4 separate regions of the Homo sapiens genome follow, and regions 2, 3 and 4 are each linked to region 1. The links are chromatin contacts, found by Hi-C in ENCODE. All regions are on one chromosome and are shown on one strand. The core of a region is the stretch at or near the end of the contact, and the rest is flanking DNA. Distances in the headings are between cores, read along the strand shown. Region 1 holds the start of LINC02174 (long intergenic non-protein coding RNA 2174). Region 2 overlaps SH3RF1 (SH3 domain containing ring finger 1). Region 3 overlaps LOC105377529 (a long non-coding RNA gene). Region 4 holds the start of CLCN3 (chloride voltage-gated channel 3).

Evidence for each region. A loop is a pair of places that touch in the nucleus more often than their neighbours do. Pooled maps may share reads with other maps.
Region 2: a map with no recorded cell type shows a loop between it and region 1 (10-fold over the local background). The contact joins the enhancer-like site here to the promoter of LINC02174 in region 1. A Hi-C loop is called at or near these places in 2 of 37 single-sample maps with no recorded cell type and 2 of 50 pooled maps.
Region 3: a loop to region 1 is called in a map with no recorded cell type, with 11 times the contacts of the local background. The contact joins the enhancer-like site here to the promoter of LINC02174 in region 1. A Hi-C loop is called at or near these places in 2 of 37 single-sample maps with no recorded cell type and 3 of 50 pooled maps.
Region 4: a pooled map shows a loop between it and region 1 (8-fold over the local background). The contact joins the promoter of CLCN3 here to the promoter of LINC02174 in region 1. A Hi-C loop is called at or near these places in 2 of 37 single-sample maps with no recorded cell type and 4 of 50 pooled maps.

The regions. Positions count from the first base shown.
Region 1 is chr4:171,636,446-171,640,846 of GRCh38, reverse strand. LINC02174 (long intergenic non-protein coding RNA 2174) reads left to right here and starts at 2,084. Exons shown (of 5, transcript NR_147157.1): 1 at 2,084-2,187.
Region 2 is chr4:169,097,360-169,101,760 of GRCh38, reverse strand. The region is part of intron 11 of SH3RF1 (SH3 domain containing ring finger 1); the gene reads left to right. Among named protein-coding and RNA genes, the nearest start is that of CBR4-DT, 89 kb to the right of the region's middle. RefSeq lists enhancers at 2,724-2,843, 3,124-3,183, 3,304-3,423. Within about 2 kb of position 1,894, at least 10 of the 41 ENCODE cell types and tissues checked have a DNase peak (open chromatin) inside an H3K27ac peak, as active enhancers do.
Region 3 is chr4:169,291,356-169,295,756 of GRCh38, reverse strand. All of the region lies in intron 2 of LOC105377529 (a long non-coding RNA gene), which reads left to right. Among named protein-coding and RNA genes, the nearest start is that of SH3RF1, 23 kb to the right of the region's middle. RefSeq lists enhancers at 2,229-2,348, 2,359-2,428. Within about 2 kb of position 2,221, at least 3 of the 41 ENCODE cell types and tissues checked have a DNase peak (open chromatin) inside an H3K27ac peak, as active enhancers do.
Region 4 is chr4:169,618,272-169,622,672 of GRCh38, reverse strand. CLCN3 (chloride voltage-gated channel 3) reads right to left here and starts at 2,095. Exons shown (of 13, transcript NM_001829.4): 1 at 1,610-2,095. RefSeq lists enhancers at 1,638-1,747, 1,938-2,167, 2,238-2,287, 2,848-2,917.

The sequences.
Region 1 (4,401 bases), core at 835-3,334:
TATTTTAAAAACAGTGTCCCCAAGCTGTGTGAACAGTGAAGGGGCACACTTCTCCCACAATACAGCTTGCTCTTTTCTTTCAGCCACATTGATAGAAACATATAGTTGGTGTCTTACTAGGTTCTTTAAAGTTTCAAATACTAAATGTTATATGAATCATTTTATAATTACTAGGTGAATTATGGTATGAATCACCGTGAGCACTAAAACCAATTGACAAGTAGCATTTGATGATGGTAGAGTAGGCGATTCTGCTCTTGTAGTCACCTGATAGGTTGTTTGCTGCACAGGCAAAATCAATTAACTGACACCATGGCATTGCAGTAGAGAAAGAGTTTGACTGACAGGAAGCTGGCCATGTGGGAGAAGGAGTTATTACTGAAATCTGCCTCTGCACAGGCTCAGAGCTTAGGGATTTTATGAACAATTTGGTGGGTAGGGGGCTAGGAATGGGTGTTGTTGATTGGTTGGGGATGAAATCATAGGGTTGTGGGAAGTGGCCCTCTGCACTGAATCCACTTCTGGGTAGGACCACAGGACCAGTTGGGTCATGAGTCATGGGTTCAGGCAGGGTCAGTCTGAAAAATATCTCAAAAAACAACAACAAAAAAGAAATCTTAGATTCTACAATAGTGATGTTATCAGTAGGAACAATTGAGAAAGTCACAAGTCTTGTGACCTCTAGCTAGATAACTCCTGAGAAGCAGAGGATTATAGAAACTATTGCTACATTTTAGCAGAATTCAGGCCTGTCGCATAATCCTATTCTTATGGCCTTTCATTAATCTTACAAGGGCAGTTTTTGTTTCCTGAGCAAAGAGGGAGTTCATTTTAGGGAGGGACTATTATCATCCTTGCTTTCAAGTTAAACTATGAACTAAATTCCTCCCAAAGCTAGCATGGCCAAACCCAGGAATGACCGAGAACAGCTTGGAGGTCAGAAATAAGATGGAGCCAAACATGTCAGATTTCTCTTACTGTCATAATTTTGCAAAGGTGGTTTTGCGTGCACACACACAGTCTCTCTCTCTCTCTCTTTCACTTTCTTGTTCTCTTGCAAACTCCCTCTTACTCTCTCTCATTGAGTAAAACTGAAAAACTAGACTGAATATATATTTAAACTTACCAGGAAGTATCAAAGAGCTAGCAAGACAGTGATGAATTATGGAGCAAGATCCAGGATGCATGCTTTGTGGTCATAAACGACGTGGTAAAATAGTAATATGTAGGTGAACAGATTTGATGTGGTTAGAAAATACAGACGTATTTTCCACTTAAGGTCAAGAATGTTCACTTTTGACCCTTTTGAGGTTTTCATTTTCCTGATTTCATTTATCAAGGTCTCTGAGCTATTGATTTCCAGCCACCCTCTGTAACTCTAAACGCTGTTTCTTAAACTTGAGAGAAAAGCAGCTCAATTTACCAGAAAATTATTTAGGCATATCAAAGAGGTTTTAGTTTGTTTTCTTTTCATATATCCTCTCTAATAATGGTTCCTCCTTGGATTTGTAAAATTGACAATCTTAAATCATAGGACAGTATATTCCTAGAATAGGAAAGGAATGAAAAAGAAAAGAAAATATATTGCCCACTCTTTCTTATTTTTTGTTCCTAGCTTCATTTGTCCTCCATCTCATTTTCAGAGAATCACCTCCACTATTGTTTTGGGAAATATGTCCCCACAGCTGCCTCCTTCCTTATGAATTGGTTGAAGTGCCAGCATTCTTCAGCTGAGCCAATCAGAATCCTTCTCAGTCTGATTAGGAAGGTTCCTTAGTTTGGATCCTACTAAAATTTCAACTCAACTTGTTATCTATTTTTAAGTAATGAAATGTAAACATGTACACTCTTGACTATCATATTCTGATTCAAGTATTGGAAATAAATAAATATGATTGGCTACATGAAAGTACAGTGAGTTAAACGGAGAGATAGAAAGCAGGAAGTTGGAAAGGGAATTCTGATAGTGATCCGTTCCTTGATTCCAATTTTTCCAGAGTCCTAACTTGAGACTTCTTATCCCCTTGGACTTTGACTCAGCAAGATGCTTTGGTGCGTTGTTAATATCTTTGCTTCCTTCTTCAGCTAAGTTTACTTGGCCTATTTAAGGACAGTCACAAAAGAGAGTTAATGGATACCAAAGTTTGGAAGAGACAGCACTATCTCACTGTAACTTGGAACTGAACCGTAAGTGGAAATTAATATTCTATAGGTAATGAAAATTCTTCAGGAATATGCAAAGCTTTTCCCCCTAAGCCTCGGAAGTACAAAATGACATATTAAGTTTAATTCACTTAATAGAAAAAATTAAATGACCTCTATAATTATTAATATTGTTAATAGTTCCTTTAGGATGTTTGGCAGCTTTCTTTATTACAACTTTTGTTCTTTTTCTTTAGTCAAGGATTTGTTTTATTATGTTTAAAGAAATGAGCAAAATATATACATTCCATAAAATAATTAAAAATAACTACCCTTGAGATTTCAGACCCCAGATATTGGCTTCAAATGTTCCAGATTACAAATTGATTCACCAAATCTGAGATGAAATGTCAAAGGTACATGACCAATTATTTATGACATTTCATTTGTAGTTAAGGCTATAAATTGTTCATGATGAAGTCTTGAGAGAGATGCTTAAATGTCACATACTAGAGTGCTGGATTCTATAATAATTGCTACTTTTATGATTTATACTTTTTCATACTTGTTATCTTTCTACCATTTAACACTAAGTACATTTGACTCTGTACACTTTTAATTCAAATTTGGATATAGAAAAAAAAGAGAAAAGAATAGTGCTTATAGTGGTAATTGACTAAAAAAAGGTTAAGATGAATGCATTCATTGATAACATTGACCATAATTTAATTCATTCAATCTCACTGTCAAAGAAAATGAGAACTAATCAATTAGGTATTAAATATATAATAAAAACCTGCAGAATTCTATTCATGTTCACATTTGAATTGGAATCTGACTTTTCACTTGTGCCTTTAGTTTTAATCATTCATCATGAAAGTCTGACATTTCAATTGATACACAAAATTTAGTACAATTAATTCCTATTCAAATGTTAAATATCCCAAACAATTAACATCTGATGTGTTTCTCACACAAATTGGCATGCCTAGCTAATTTTTGGATACCTAAATTCATTCTTTTTAAAGAGTTATGTTAAAAATGTTTTGCCGGGAGTGGTGGCTCACGCCTGCAATCCCAGCACTTTGGGAGATCGAGGTGGGTGGATCATCTGAGGTCAAGAGTTTGGGGCCAATATGGTGGAAGCCCATCTGTACTAAAAACACAAAAATTAGCTGGAGAGTGGTGGCGGGTGCCTGTAATCTCAGCTACTCAAGGGAGGCTGAAGCAGGAGAATTGCTTGAAACTGAGAGGCGGAGGTTGTAGTGAGCTGAGATGGTGCCACTGCACTCCAGCCTGGGTAACAGACTGAGACTCCGTCTCAAAAATAAAAAATAATAATGAAAAATAATGTTTTAAGTTAAATAATGGAGAGGCTTATAATGTTCCAGAATTTTAAAACTTAACTTTTTGTTTTTCCACATTGCAAAATTTATTGTAAATCTTTATTTAATTCAAAATCAATCAGAATTCCATATTGGAAAGCATTAAAATGTTTTGTAAGTTTTTATGGCAGAATAAAGGTGAGATACTTCAATATAACTTTATAATAGAATTCTAGGATCAAGAGCTTGTGATTCAATATAATAAAAAGATATTAATCTGCTATAATTAAAATTATGTTATAGGATAAATAAAAAATTAAAAAGATAATTTACATGATCTCAGAGCATATCTAAGAATATGGGGAATATAACATATATTAAAGGGATATTTCAATGCAGTGGTTAAGATTGTTTTTTAAATTAATAATGTTTGCTTAATAGGCTTTCCACTTAGAAAAATAAAGCTTGCCTTATCAACTATATGGAATGATTTCCAAAGAGATTAATGTGTTAAATATAGAAACAAAAATATGAGCAGCAGCCTCAACATTTATGAGTCATTTTTAAGCAAGACAGGAAACCTGTCATAAAGGAAAAAAATGACAGGATAGGCTGCATGAATGTAAGAAATTTTAGGATATTAATATCCATTATAAGCAAGTCAAAAGATGATAGACTGCCGCAAAGTCTTTGCTTCATGTGAGTGAAGCAACAGAAGTTTCAAGTCACCGTTTTAAAGAATTTCTTCAAATTAGTAAAGCAACAACAAGAAATATTATAGAAAAACCTGGAAAATTGTTACCACCATGGCACAGAATCTTTAAGCTTCAATTTCAAGAATAAACATCTAAAATGTTCAATACATTTAAATGCAGATATGAAATCTACACAAACACATATTTTTAGAATAATTTATCATTTTCTTAGAGGTCTC
Region 2 (4,401 bases), core at 645-3,144, 2.5 Mb after region 1:
GCTTTGTTCAAAGGGAACAAGGGGTGCTTTCCAACCAAGGTGCCAGTCAGCTTTATACATTTTTCCTTTCTTTTTTTTTTTTTTTTGCCTTTTTTTTAAACAAAAAATTTTATTCATTCATATATCTTATTTTTTAAATTGTGGTAAAGTATACATGAAAATTTACTATTTTTTCAAGTGTACAATTCAGTGGCATTGAGTACATTCATGTTGTCATACAACCATTCACTGCTATCCGTTTCTAGAACTTTTTCTCATCCTAAACTGAATCTGTACTCATTAAGCACTAACTCTTCATTCCCCCTCCTCCAGGCCCTGCAACCACCCTTCTACTTTCTCTCCCCGTAAGTGACTTCTGGGCATCTCATAAGTGGAATCATGCAATAGTCTTCCTTCTGTGTGCATGCAGCTTATTTCACTTAGCATAACGTTTGCAAGGTTCATCCCTGTTGTAGCACGTGTCAGAATTTCATTCCTTTTTAAGGAGCTTTGTACATTTTAAAAAACAGTTTTTCTATACAACTAGGCTTTTTCTTTTTGCCACTTGACATGCTTATTAAGAATTAAAGGTACTATGCTAAGTCCTATGAGGCATATAAAGTGAATTTAGCATCATCTCATCCTTCAAGCAGCTTATGGTTTGGTAGAATAAACGAGACGGACACAGATGGTAATAATACATTGTAGACTGTGCTAAGTGCTGTAAGACATATACATGGAGGCCTCTGCGATTTAGTCAAGCATGAAATTGCCTCCAGCCATGGGGCTGGAGATTTCACAGGGGAGAACTGGAGCCAGGCTTTGAGAGAGTGATAGGGTATGGGTGGGAGAGATAGCGTCAAAGGAGACTCCCACTAGAAGGAACTGCATGAGCCAAGGTGTGGCGTGGGGGAAGTAAAGGCCCTGAATAGGGGACATGTTCAGGCTTAGGGGAGTGTTTGGGACTTTTGTGGTGATAGTAGTAGCTACAGCTGTGTAAAAAGAGATTAGGGCCTGATCACCAAGGGCTTCGCATACCAGGCTGAGGATTAACCTTGCTCACAGGCATTGTAAAGCTGTTAATGATTTTTTGGCAGTGGGTAGCTGCAAATAGAGTTGCCACTTAAGAATATTAGTATGTGAGCTCTGCATAGACTGGGTTGGGGACAGGAAGAGACTTGAAGGAGGCCAAGGTGGGTGGATCACCAGGTCAGGAGTTAGAGACCAGCCTGGCCAATATATTGAAACCCTGTCTCTATTGAAAATACAAAAATTAGTCGGGCATGATGGCACACACCTGTAATCCCAGCTACTCAGGAGGCTGAGGCAGGAAAATTGCTTGAACCCAGGAGGCGGAGTTTGTGGTGAGCTGAGATCGTGCCATTGCACTCTAGCCTGGGTGACAAGAGCGAAACTCAGTCTTAAAAAAAAAAGATATTTGACGAGGTGGAAGGTAATGAAGTCATCAACCAGGATAGTGACAGTGACAATGAAGAGGAGTGGATGGGATGCAGATTTTGAAGGTAGATCAGCAGGTCCCATGTAGGTCATGGGAGAGTATTCATTGACCCCTGAGGTTCAGAACTTCCCCAAACCCCTGTTCATATAAAGAAAAGCATAATCCGAGTGAGGCAGAGGGTGGAGCAGCAGATGTAAAGGGCCTCTGCAGCTGTGCCTTACATCTGTTTGTTGGTCTGTAAATGTTCTACTTGGCAAAGCCTTTCAATGCCTGAAATAGTTGGCCAGTTATGCCCAGTATTTGGCCTTACAAATCTGTATTAGAAAACTGCAAACCACCTCACAAGGCTCAAGATCAGGACCTGAGCTGGAAGATTTCTAAGTAGAGTCTATTACTCCTGCACCTGGTAGTCTTCATACGATCAAGACTGTGTCACAGTTTCCATTATGCACATAGTTTCTCATTCCACCCGCCCCCCCAGAGGTTTATAAAACTTAGCAATGAAAATTTGCTCCCACTGGGAACTTGGCAGGAAGAGTATGTTCTTAGCCCAGCAGCAGTTCTAGTTCAAAATTTTTTTTTGACAAAATTGGTTTAGTGCATTTTATAAAATGCATATATTAATCTAATTCACTTCAAGTTTTTCAATAACCATTTTTATTCCATTTCACCTTTAAGGCAGCTCACAGAGAACAAGTAGGGAATATATCTCATGAGAAGTCTACTCTGAATATGTTTTGAGTCACTTGTACATTTTTTCCCAGAATTATAAAGCTTTGCCTTAAATGTTTAACTTGCCCCACATGGCAACTACATCATTGCTTTTTCATGGATTTTTAGCATGTTGACATTAGACTTGAGAAATGTCATCTGGATCCTTCTTTCAGATAAATTCATGATGAAATTATTTGTCTTGCTTTTAAAGGTGTCAGAGAGCTGGGCATAGCGGCTTATGTCTATAATCCCAGCACTTTCTGGGGCTGAGGCTGGAAGATTGCTTGAGCCAAGGAGTTCAAGACCAGCCTGGGCAATATAGTGAGATGCCATCCCTACAAAAAGTAAAAAGATTAACCAGGTTTGGTGGCACACACCTGTAGTCCCAGCCGGAAGGCTGAGGTAGGAAGATCAGTTAAGCCTGGGAGGTCAAGGCTACAGTGAGCTGTGATTGCATCACTGCACACCAGCCTGGGCAACAAAGTAAGACCGTCTCAAAATAAAGATATCAAAGAAGGGATTCCAAAACCCTAACTGTGTTGATCTAAAGTTTGTCAAATCTCATTTTCAGGAAATGAGGCCTGAGTTGTGGCCTGAGTTCGTTTCCTAGTTAGAGATGTCCAGCCACTGACTGGCCCATTCTTCACCTCCTTGAAGTGCCAGGCCTCTGCCTACTCTTGTCTAAGCCATATGATCATAATGGGAGCTAATATTTTCAGGTTGAACTCTTTGTCAGACACCATACGAAGAGCATCATACTTGTTTAACTCATTACAGTCCTATTCTACAGATGAGGAAACAGACTGAGAGCTGAGATAACTGGCCCAAAGTTAAGCTGCTCTAACTGACCTTAAAGACTGTGTCAATCCTTAGGCCAGTGTTTCTCCCGCTGTGTCATGCTTCCTTCCTCATTCCATGCTTGATCAAACCCCAGCCTTGTGGTCTATGAATATTCATGTTTGAATTAGCTGAACCTTTCTCAGATATGATAAGCCAACTTCTGTGCTGTGCTTTTGCTTCAGATCTTGGGTAGTAATTTGGTCCCTGTGCCAAAGGAGCTCAGGTTGTTCAAGCAGCCACTTACCTTTTGCAGAGATGTGTTTTTTTAGTGTAATAGTCTGGGACTCTTGCTGTGGTCTTTCTTAAATGGATTTTGGTTTATATGGAATGGGAATTGGTGAAAGGGGCAGGCTGTAATAGGTTTCAGAAGTTTGGGGACAGTTGTATAGAATTTGTTCTGCCTATCATTTTGAAGCCATAATATTTTTCACTTTCAGTCAGGAGTGGGTCCCACGAGGCTATACACTCATTTTCTGACTTTGAGAACCAAATGAAAGTAGAAACCCAAAATCAACTTTATGACTGACTACTCATTACTTAGCATCAAACAGTGAAAGATGTATTTATTAGATATCTGTTGCCATGTAACCAGTTACGCCCAAAAGTCAGTGGCTTAAAACAATAATAAGCATGTATTATTTCACACTTTCTGTGGGTCACATAATTATGGAACAGCTCATCTGGTTGGTTCTGGCTTAGAGTATTTCTTGAGATTGTAGTCAAGACATCAGCCTGAGCTGATGCTCAACTGGGGCTGGAGGATCCCCTTCTAAGATGGCTTATTCACATCACTTTTTCTGGTTAGTTTAGGCTTTTGGAAAGAGGCCTCAGTGCCTTACCATGTGTTTCCTCTCCATAGAGATGTTGAGTGTCCTCACAACATGGCAGCCAGTTTTCCTGAGTGACCGATCCAAGAGAAAGTAAAGTGGAAGCCATAATGCCTTTTATGATCTAGCCTCAGAAATCACCCACTGTCATTTCTGCAACATTTTATTGGCCACACAGGTCATCCTGTGCATCATAGGAGGAGACTACACAAGAGTGTGAATACCAGGAAGCAAGGATCACTAGGGCCATCTTGGAGGTTGGCTACCATACACCACCATTCTTTTCCCCCCTTTTGTTGAGAAGAGGAGTAATGCAAATAATGCTGGAAAAATAGAGAAAGATAAAAGGATATAGAGTGTAAAACAAGTCACCTCCCTCTCGTTTCCTACAAGCTGTAATTCTGCACAGGAAGGCTAAGGAGCATGGAGGCAGGGGCACAGATAATATTAAACCAACTAAGCTTCTGCCATTTTTAAGCGATAATGACACCTTTCCCACTAACTCCAAATTCTGAGCCAAGGAGAAACAGACCCAAATGTCAGAATAATAGAGATGAGAATGTCAACCTCGTTACTGGTAAT
Region 3 (4,401 bases), core at 972-3,471, 2.3 Mb after region 1:
TTTTTCTTCTTTGCTTGTTGATGTGATGGATTGCATTAACTGATTTTCAAATGTTGAATCAGTCTTACATACCTGGGATAGCTCCGATTTGGTTGTGGTATGTAATTCTTTTAATATAACATTGGATTTGATTTGCTAATATTTTAGGATTTTTGCAACCACATTCTTGAGAAATATTGGTCTGTAGTTTTCTTCTAATACCTTTGTCTGGTTTTGGTACTAGAATAATGCAGGCCTCGTAAAATGAGTTAAGAAGTAATCCCTCTGCTTCTATCTTTTGAAAGAGTTTGTAGAGAAGTGATATAATTTCCTTATTAAATGTTTGGTAGAATTCACTCATAAACCCATCTGGCCCTGGTGCTTTCTATTTTGAAAAGTTATTAATTAATTAATTCAATTTCTTCAAGAGGTATAGGCCTATTAAGATTGTTTCTTGTTGTATGACTTTTGGCAGACTGGATCTTTGAAGGAATTATCCCCATTTCATCTAGGTTATCAAATCTGTGGACACAGAGTTATTCAAAGTATTGCTTGATTATTCTTTTAATTTCTCTGGAATCTGTATGTATATATAATTGAATACATTGTTGCTATTATTATGTTGAACAAACTGTTGTTAGATAATTAAGAACAAGAAAAATAAAAATTTTCTTTCCCTTACTTATTCCTTCCTTGATGCTCTTCCTTTACTTATGTAGATGGTAGTTTCAGACCTGTATCATTTTTCTTCTCTCTGAAGATCTTCTTTTAACATTTCTGGCCAAGGATGTATACTGGCAACAATTTCCCTCAATTTCTGTCTGTCTGAGAAAGCTTTAATTTCTCCTCACCTTTTGAAGGATAATTTCACAGGGCACAGAATTCTAGGTTTGTGGTGTTTTTTTCCATCCACGCTAAGTATTTCATTCCACTTTCTACTTGCCTGCATGGTTTCTGAGAAGTCACATATAATTCTTATCTTTGCTCCTTTATAGGCAAAGTTTTTTCTCTCTGGCTTCTTTTAGGATATTTTTTCTTTACCTCTGATTTTCTAGTCTAAAAATGATATGCCTAGGTAGAGTTTTCTTTTGGAATTTATCTTGTTTTGTGTTCCCTGAGCTTTTTCAATCTATGGTTTGGTGACTGAAGACAATTTGGGGGAAATTCTCAATCATTGCTATTCAAATATTTCTTCTGTTCCTTTCTCTCATTCTTTTCCTTCTGGTGTTTCCATTTGTGTATGTCCCACTCTTTTCGGATATTCTGTTCTGGTTTTTTGTTTTTTTTTTCAGTCTTCTTTTTCTGTTTGCTCTTTAGTCTGGGAGGTTTCTACTGAGGTATCTTCAAGTTTACAGATTCTTTTTCGGCTGTGTGCAGTCTGCTAATAAGCCATCAGACACATTCTTCATTCTGATTACACTGCTTTTGAGCTCTAGCATTTATTTTTGGTTCTTTCTTGGGATTTCCATCCCTCTGCTTACATTGCCCATCTGTTCTTGCATGCTGTCTACTTTATCCATTACAGCCCTAAGCATGTTAATAATAGTTGTTTTAAATTTCCAGCCTAATAATTCCACCATCCCTGACATATTTTAGGCTGGTTCTCAGGCTTTCTCTGTCTCTTCAAACTACATTTTTGCCTTTCAATATGTCTTGTAATTTTTTCTTGATAGCTGGACATGAGGCACTGGTTAAAAGGAACTGCTGTCGATTAGCCTTTAGTAATGTGGTGGTATGGTGTTGGGGTGGGGAAGTGTTCTATAATTTCACAATTAGGTATCTGTTCTTTAGGCAGCCTGTGCCTCTGGACTGTGAACTTCACAGATGTGTCTCAGTTCCCACCCTGCACAGGTGGACTGAATGGCTAGAGTGGGTTGGAGTTGGGCATTTATTTTCCCTGGGTCAGTTAGGGTCTGATGAAACCCCAGCAGGTTAGGCTCTGGTTAAATAGTTTCTCCTGAGGGCAGGCATTGTTAAGAACACAGTTTTCTGGCGTATTTCAAAATGGTTCCTTTTCTCCTCCCCATGCCAGAAGGAGAGGATTCGTCTCCAATATTCACTGCGAGGAACTGTTTGAGCTCCTGGAGGGGGACTCAGTCCCCTGGAATATTTATTAATATCTCTCAAACTTGTCCACACTGAGCCTCCAGCAATTCATCAGTTGCAATTCAGGTTTCCCTTCCCCAACACAGGTTCCTGAGAGGTTTCAGCTTGTGGGTTTCCGCTCAGTTGCTCCATTATGGGGGCAGCGGTTTGCCCTGTGACTTCACTTCTCTTATGGATCTAAGAATAGAATTGTTGATTTTTCAGTTTGTTCTGCATTTTATTTGTGGTGGGAAACAGTAGCAACTTCTTATAAGCTAGACTGGAACCACAAGCCTATTTTTTAGTTTGGTTTTCTTTAGGTAGAATGAATGGAGGCAGGACAAAAGTGGGAATCCAAGTTTTGAAATGAGTTATTTTGAGACCTCAGGTGTCTGAATTTGAGCAGAGTGTATCGCATTCATTGGCCTTTTACATATATCCTATATCGTTATTCAGAGATTGGTTTGATTTCAACTTGGCCCTGGGGATATGAACCTAAATACGGTACATTTTGAGTGGGATCCCTGATGTGATCGGCCCTGAATGATCCTATCACATCTCAAATAAAAGTTGACTGGAAGGACTCAGATTGCCTCTCTTTGATCCCATCCTTAGGTTCTTCCGTTCCCTCCCGTGCGCTGTTTCGTCTGCGGCCCCCTCCCTTCTGGAGTTCTGTGCGTGTGCTCCGGTTGACCTGGCTCCTCTCCAGGCCTGCTGCACCGCTCATACTCGGGAACGGCCCCGCACTGTGCTCCCTGCCGGGATTGACTTTTTCTTAGTGCTCACATTTTCTTCTTTCTTGTTTTACTCTCTTGTTTGCTTGAGGACATCTTCACATTACCTATTCATAAAAATACTCGAGAAAGAGGATTTCTGAGGGTTTTCAGGTCTGGAAATATTTTTGCCCGTCTTCCTACTTAAATGATAGGTTAGCTGGCTCTAAGAATCATTTTCCTCACATATTCTACCACAGCTACCTAACGTGCACCTCTGTGTCTCCTTTTCCTCTCCCAGCTCCATGTAACTGTAACTCCTTCTCAAATGGAGCCTAGGAGGCAGAAGGAAGGGCATGCAGGGTTTTAGGTGCTGTGGGGATTCAATACAGAGAGGGCCTGTACTGGACCTGGGCCGGAGCATCCTTCAGGCCAGAGAGAGCTTGGGGCCTGAGAGGTACCTTGAGGCAAGGGTCAGAGCTCTGAGGTTACTGAAGAGAGCTTGGCCCATGGGATCCATAGACAAGAGAAAAGACAAGAAGGAGAACAACCCAGCTGATCAGTGCAGACCAATTTTTTTTTCTTTTTTTTGAGACAGTCTCTTTCTGTTGCCCAGGCTGGAGTTCAGTGGTGTGATCTCGGGCTCACTGATCCTCCGCCTCCAGGGTTCAAGTGATTCTCACGCCTCAGCCTCCCAAGTAGCTGGGGTTACAGGCAACTGCCACCACGCCCGGCTAATTTTTGTATTTTTAGTAGAGACGGGGGTTTTACAATGTTGGCCAAGATGGTCTTGAATTCCTGACCTCAAGTGATCCGCCCACCTCAGTCTCTCAAATTGCTGGGATTACAGGTATGAGCCAACACGCCTGGCCTTAGGGCAGCCAAATTTACCCAAAAGAGAGAAAGAACACACAGCTAAATTCCAACTTCACCAGCCTGGGCGACAAAGGGAAACCCCATCTCCACAAAAAATACAAAAATTAGCCAGGCATGGTGGTGCGTACCTATAATCCCAGCTACTCCAGGGAGCTGAGGATAAGGGATTGCTTGAGCCCAAGAGGTCAAGGCTGCTGTGAGTTCTGATTGCACTCCAGCACTCCAGCCTGGGTGACAGAGTGAGACCCTGTCTCAAAAACAAAACAAAACAAAAATTGAATTTTAGATCAATAATGAATAATTCTTTTTATGTAAGTCTGTCCCATGTAATATATTCTACCCAGCAACCCAGCCTACAGCTGACACAACTATACCTAGAAGGACTTGCTGGTCTCTCTGGCCCTCAAGGAGTGGCGAATGAAATAAGACTTTGTATCTTTGGCCAAGCTTGGTGGCTCACACCTGTAATCCCAGCACTTTAGGAGGCTGAGGCGGGTAGATTGCTTGAGTTCAGGAGTTTGAGAACAGCCTGGGCAACATGGCGAGACTCCATCTCAATTATTTTTAAAATTTAAACAAAAAAAAAAGACTTTGTATCTTTACAACTAAGAGAAAATTAACCTTTGTAGCTAAGGAAACTGGGGAGCAGAGAAGATAAGATAAGCATTTTCCAGCTGAGGACTTGTCTGTCTACAGGATCAGAGACCATGGAGCCTCCTGTACTCAAGAGATAGCTGCTGCTGAAGAC
Region 4 (4,401 bases), core at 846-3,345, 2.0 Mb after region 1:
GGATTAGTGAAAGTACCTACTTCGTGGGGTTAGTGTGAAAATTGAGATAATTCACAAAAATTACTTGGAAAAGAGCCTGAAAACACAGAATGCATTCAACAAATATTAACACTTATTATAAAATATTATACATTTTAGATCACTGCTGACAAGTTTGACTACCAAACTAAGTTGGAAGTTCTACAAAACAGCGATAGTGGCCAAACCCCACAGGATACTGCTTTGATATAAGACCCACCACAGAGATCAAATCTGGCTTCCTGAGCCGTCTGAAAATTATGACCAACATGTCACAACAGGAAATGGAAAGCCTACCACTAACATGACCTGGAAAATAGCCAATTTACTAACACAAACCCACAACATCAACAAATCTGTTCCCCTGAACCACATCTATCCAAAAGTAGTTTAAATATTTACATTCTTAATGAGCTATGTATGACTGATAACACATACTGAAGTACAATTTCCAAGTAAAAATGTAGGTACTATACATTCATATTGACTTCTTAAAATAATGTGACTCATCATTCAAGTAAAGCAGCAAAGTTTTCGAGGTGCTGAGGGGAGTAAGGGGTGGGAAGGGTATGCAATCTGTGATGAATTCTGCCAACAGTGGCTGTCTGTATTAACCAGAGGCCATATACGCATATTCAAGTTGAGAAAATATCTGTAGGTCACACACATGGTTTTTAAAGCCATATTATAGAACAAGACACTGAATAGCAGCAGCACCTTTTAAGATGAAAGTCAACAATTTATACACAAGCACTTTAACTCCCATATGTACTCCTGAACTGAACAAATATTATTTTGTAGTGACTCACAAAGGGACGCAGTTATTTCCATACCGACCTCATAAAAAAAAATCTTCTAAATTAACTCTTTAAAGATGAAAGTAAAAGCATTTCTGGAAAGATTCAACAATTATACAAGCCACAATGATGCTGCAGTAACTGAACTGCATAGCTCCAAAAGTTTACGTTTGTAGAACTGAACTTTTGAATTATATATCTGTGTAAAAGGTATGGTCGCTGTTGATTCAATTCCATGAACAGGAATTTCTTTCTAAAGGAAACAGAAATCTCAGTTTCTAATATGCACAATGCATATGTAATTATCTTCTATATGCTCCGCAGTTTTAAAATGCCATACAAACAAAGCATACCACATGCAAAGTCAATTTCTGAGATTCTAAGGCAGTTTCTGGTCAAGTTTAAGATCAAACCACAAATATATATACACAAAAAATATTTTACATACATATATATCTAAAGATAGAAAAACTGAATATTATTTTTAAATTGGGGAAAATTTAGCGAAAGTAAAACCCACTCCTCTAAGTTTAAAGTTAATCTTCTCCTGGAACCCACTTCCATTTTATTCAGAGGTCCTTCGACGGTTCCTGAAGCAGATGTGTGAAATTTTAAAGAATGTCTGAGGGTATATACCTAATCAGGATGGGTTAGCATCCCAATTCACGATGTACCTTTCAACATTATGTAGGTACATTGTAAGAGAAACCAAGATGAGCGCTGTGGCCTCACAGTTGACCCAAAATCTGTGAACAGGAGAGCTGACAACTCTTCGCTCATACAATGCAACTCACCTCGCAGCTCAGAGACATAGCAAAATCGGTGGCTGTTTTTTGCGCTGCCTTTGGATTCTGCATCTGTTTCAAACCTAGAACCTAGCTACCCTCGGAGCTCCACCGAAGAAAGCCTGACACAGCGAAAACTATCGCGATTTAAAAGATACCTGACGTTTTCTACCGCAGAGGTTACGAAAATTTTGCCCGGTGGGACTTTTATTGTCCTCCTTCAAACACGGGAGCAACATGAAGTTAAATCCTCTCGCTCTGGAGATCCCTAGAGTCAACCTGCTTCTGCCCAAAATTAAAAATAAAAATCTCCAATCTCACTTCCCCCTTAAGACTAAAACTGAATCCATGCTCTAACTCGGGAGTAAAGTAGGATGGCTTTCAACCCACCACACCCTCCTTGCTCATTATTCCGGGTCACGGGCGAACTAGAACACTGGGAAAGGGGCTGCAGGTTCCGGACCGGACCGGCCCTGACCCACGGAAGGGGAAGAGAAGCGGCAGGAGTCAGGAGCCCGAAAGGTACGCCCCAGCGTCGACGCGTGACGTCACTACGTTGACGTGAACGGCCGTTCAGCGTCCGGCCGTCCCAACACCTCCTCCTCCGGCCACTCGCTGAGTAGCGTCGGCGCCTATTGGGCGGCGTGGGAACGGTGGGCGGGCCGGGACTGGGTCTCGAGGAGGAGGAGGGGTGCGAGGTGCCTGGCTCTGAGGGCCGCCGGGGCTGTGAAGCCTGTCATTAGCGATTAGCTCACGTCAGTCACTCACGCATCCCTGTTTGCCCTGCTGCTGACCTCGCGCGAGGCGGCCACCTTGTGGGAGATGTTTTCGTGAGGCAACAGACGCTGGCCGTTCCCAGCGTCACGCAGAGTTCGGATCCACTCTAGCGAGAGACCACAGCGTCCGGGAGCAGCTTGTGAAACTCTGGCGAGCGTCAGCCTTGAAAATAAAAAGTATTGGCAGCCGTCGACGAGCACAGGTTCCTAAAACTTAGATCGAAGAGAAGTACCAGCCTTCAAAAATAAACCAGCACCAAAAGCCCCCTGTGCTTATAGGTGACGTGCGGGCTGGGAGTGCAGTGGTGTCACCTCGCCTTGTATGTCATCGCCGGTTGTGTGCCTAACATACATACAAAAAGGATAACTCGAATTTAGCCATCACGCATTTTCAAAAATACTGCTTGGAAATTGAATGTTTGGAGAAAAGATATAATCTGGGGTTTCTACACGGTCTGAATTGGGTTCATTTCCGTTTAGCAAACATTTATTGAGCTCCCAGCGTGGGTCACAGAATTCAGTAAACCTGATCCCGTGTTCAAGGTGCTATATTCCGATGCAGGGCAGGGCGATGCAGTGAAAGAATGGTGGCCACAGCAGTAGCATGCTAATAGCCTGGTGGGCAGGTACAGGTTTTGCATTTCTTTGGCGAGATCACTTTTGAGTGTCTCCACTGGGTGGCAGAATTAAGACCCGTGAACGTTTAATATCTCCTGTATATTTAGTATATTATGAATATATACTGATTAATGAATATTAAGTGCGTGTTGTATATCTTGTGCCTCATGAATATTAAATATGACCTGGTCTTGCCAGCCTTTTCTATTTTTACATATACGTGCTCCACCGACTGTTTTGCAGGCTAGGAACACGTGAGTTTTGTTCTCCTATTTCTTCTAGGGCAGCATTGAATATTCTCAAAGACAGTTCTGGGCTTCAGAGCTGGTATAGTGCCCATGGTGGTGATCACAGTGCGGTCAAGCTTCTTAGGACCTCTTTCATTACTTTTATCCAGGTAGAGTTTGTAGAACTATGGAAATACCCAAGCACGATTTTCTCTTACCTGGGACACTGTTGGCCAAGATCTTTAGATTCTTCTTAGAAAATGTGGAAAAGCAGGCAAAAATTTTTCCAAACCAAGTGGAATTTTTCACAAGACATTTACTCACATTTTTTTTTCTCTCTCACTGTAGTTACGTAGCTAATTTTGGAAAGGCACATGGATTTTGAGAATGTAGACAGTAGTTGTGGTCTATTAGTCAATCTTACCTGCTTTCTATAAGGATGAAAAATTATTTCATGGTAGTGTCGTAGTTTCTTAATGGAGGATTGTTCCAAGGATCTCTCTTAAGTGTGCAAGAACAAGTCTATTTGTACGTTTGGTTTTTTGTAATATTATCCCTATTATGTACTACCTTATTCCTTTATAAGAACTTAAAGTCATGGTCTCTGGCATACATAATCATCGCACCAGTAGTTCTCAATCTTCACTTTGCATCAGAGCCATCTAGGGAGCTTCAGAAAAATATCCTTGCTTAGGTCCCACTCCCAGAAATCCTGTCTTAATTGTTTCAATGTTGGACCTAAGCATTCCTGTGTTTAACTCTTCCCAGTTGATCCAAGGTGCTCAGTCAGAAACACTGTGTTACATATGGGGCAATATATTTAAACAATGTGGTATGTGATTGCTTGGTGATAAAACAATAGATCGCATCTGGGAAAAAACGTTCTCTGTAATTCCTCTGGTGTTTTTGTCAGAGAATCTGGTGATGTTGAACTTCCTGTTCAACAGACTGGTGGGAGGAAACACAGGGTAAGCACCATAGCCAGATCTTTGGTACATTTTAAGTGCCCTAATGTGAATACTTTCAGCCTGATCTCATTCCATCGTGGTAAATACTACAGAAAGGATGCTGATTGATTGGCATTCTTACCACATCCCTTATTTTAGTGGGAGTGATTAAGAAGGAACTTCTTAGGGCTGAGATAATTCCCAGTAAGGAGGTTTACAGATCCAACTGTGGG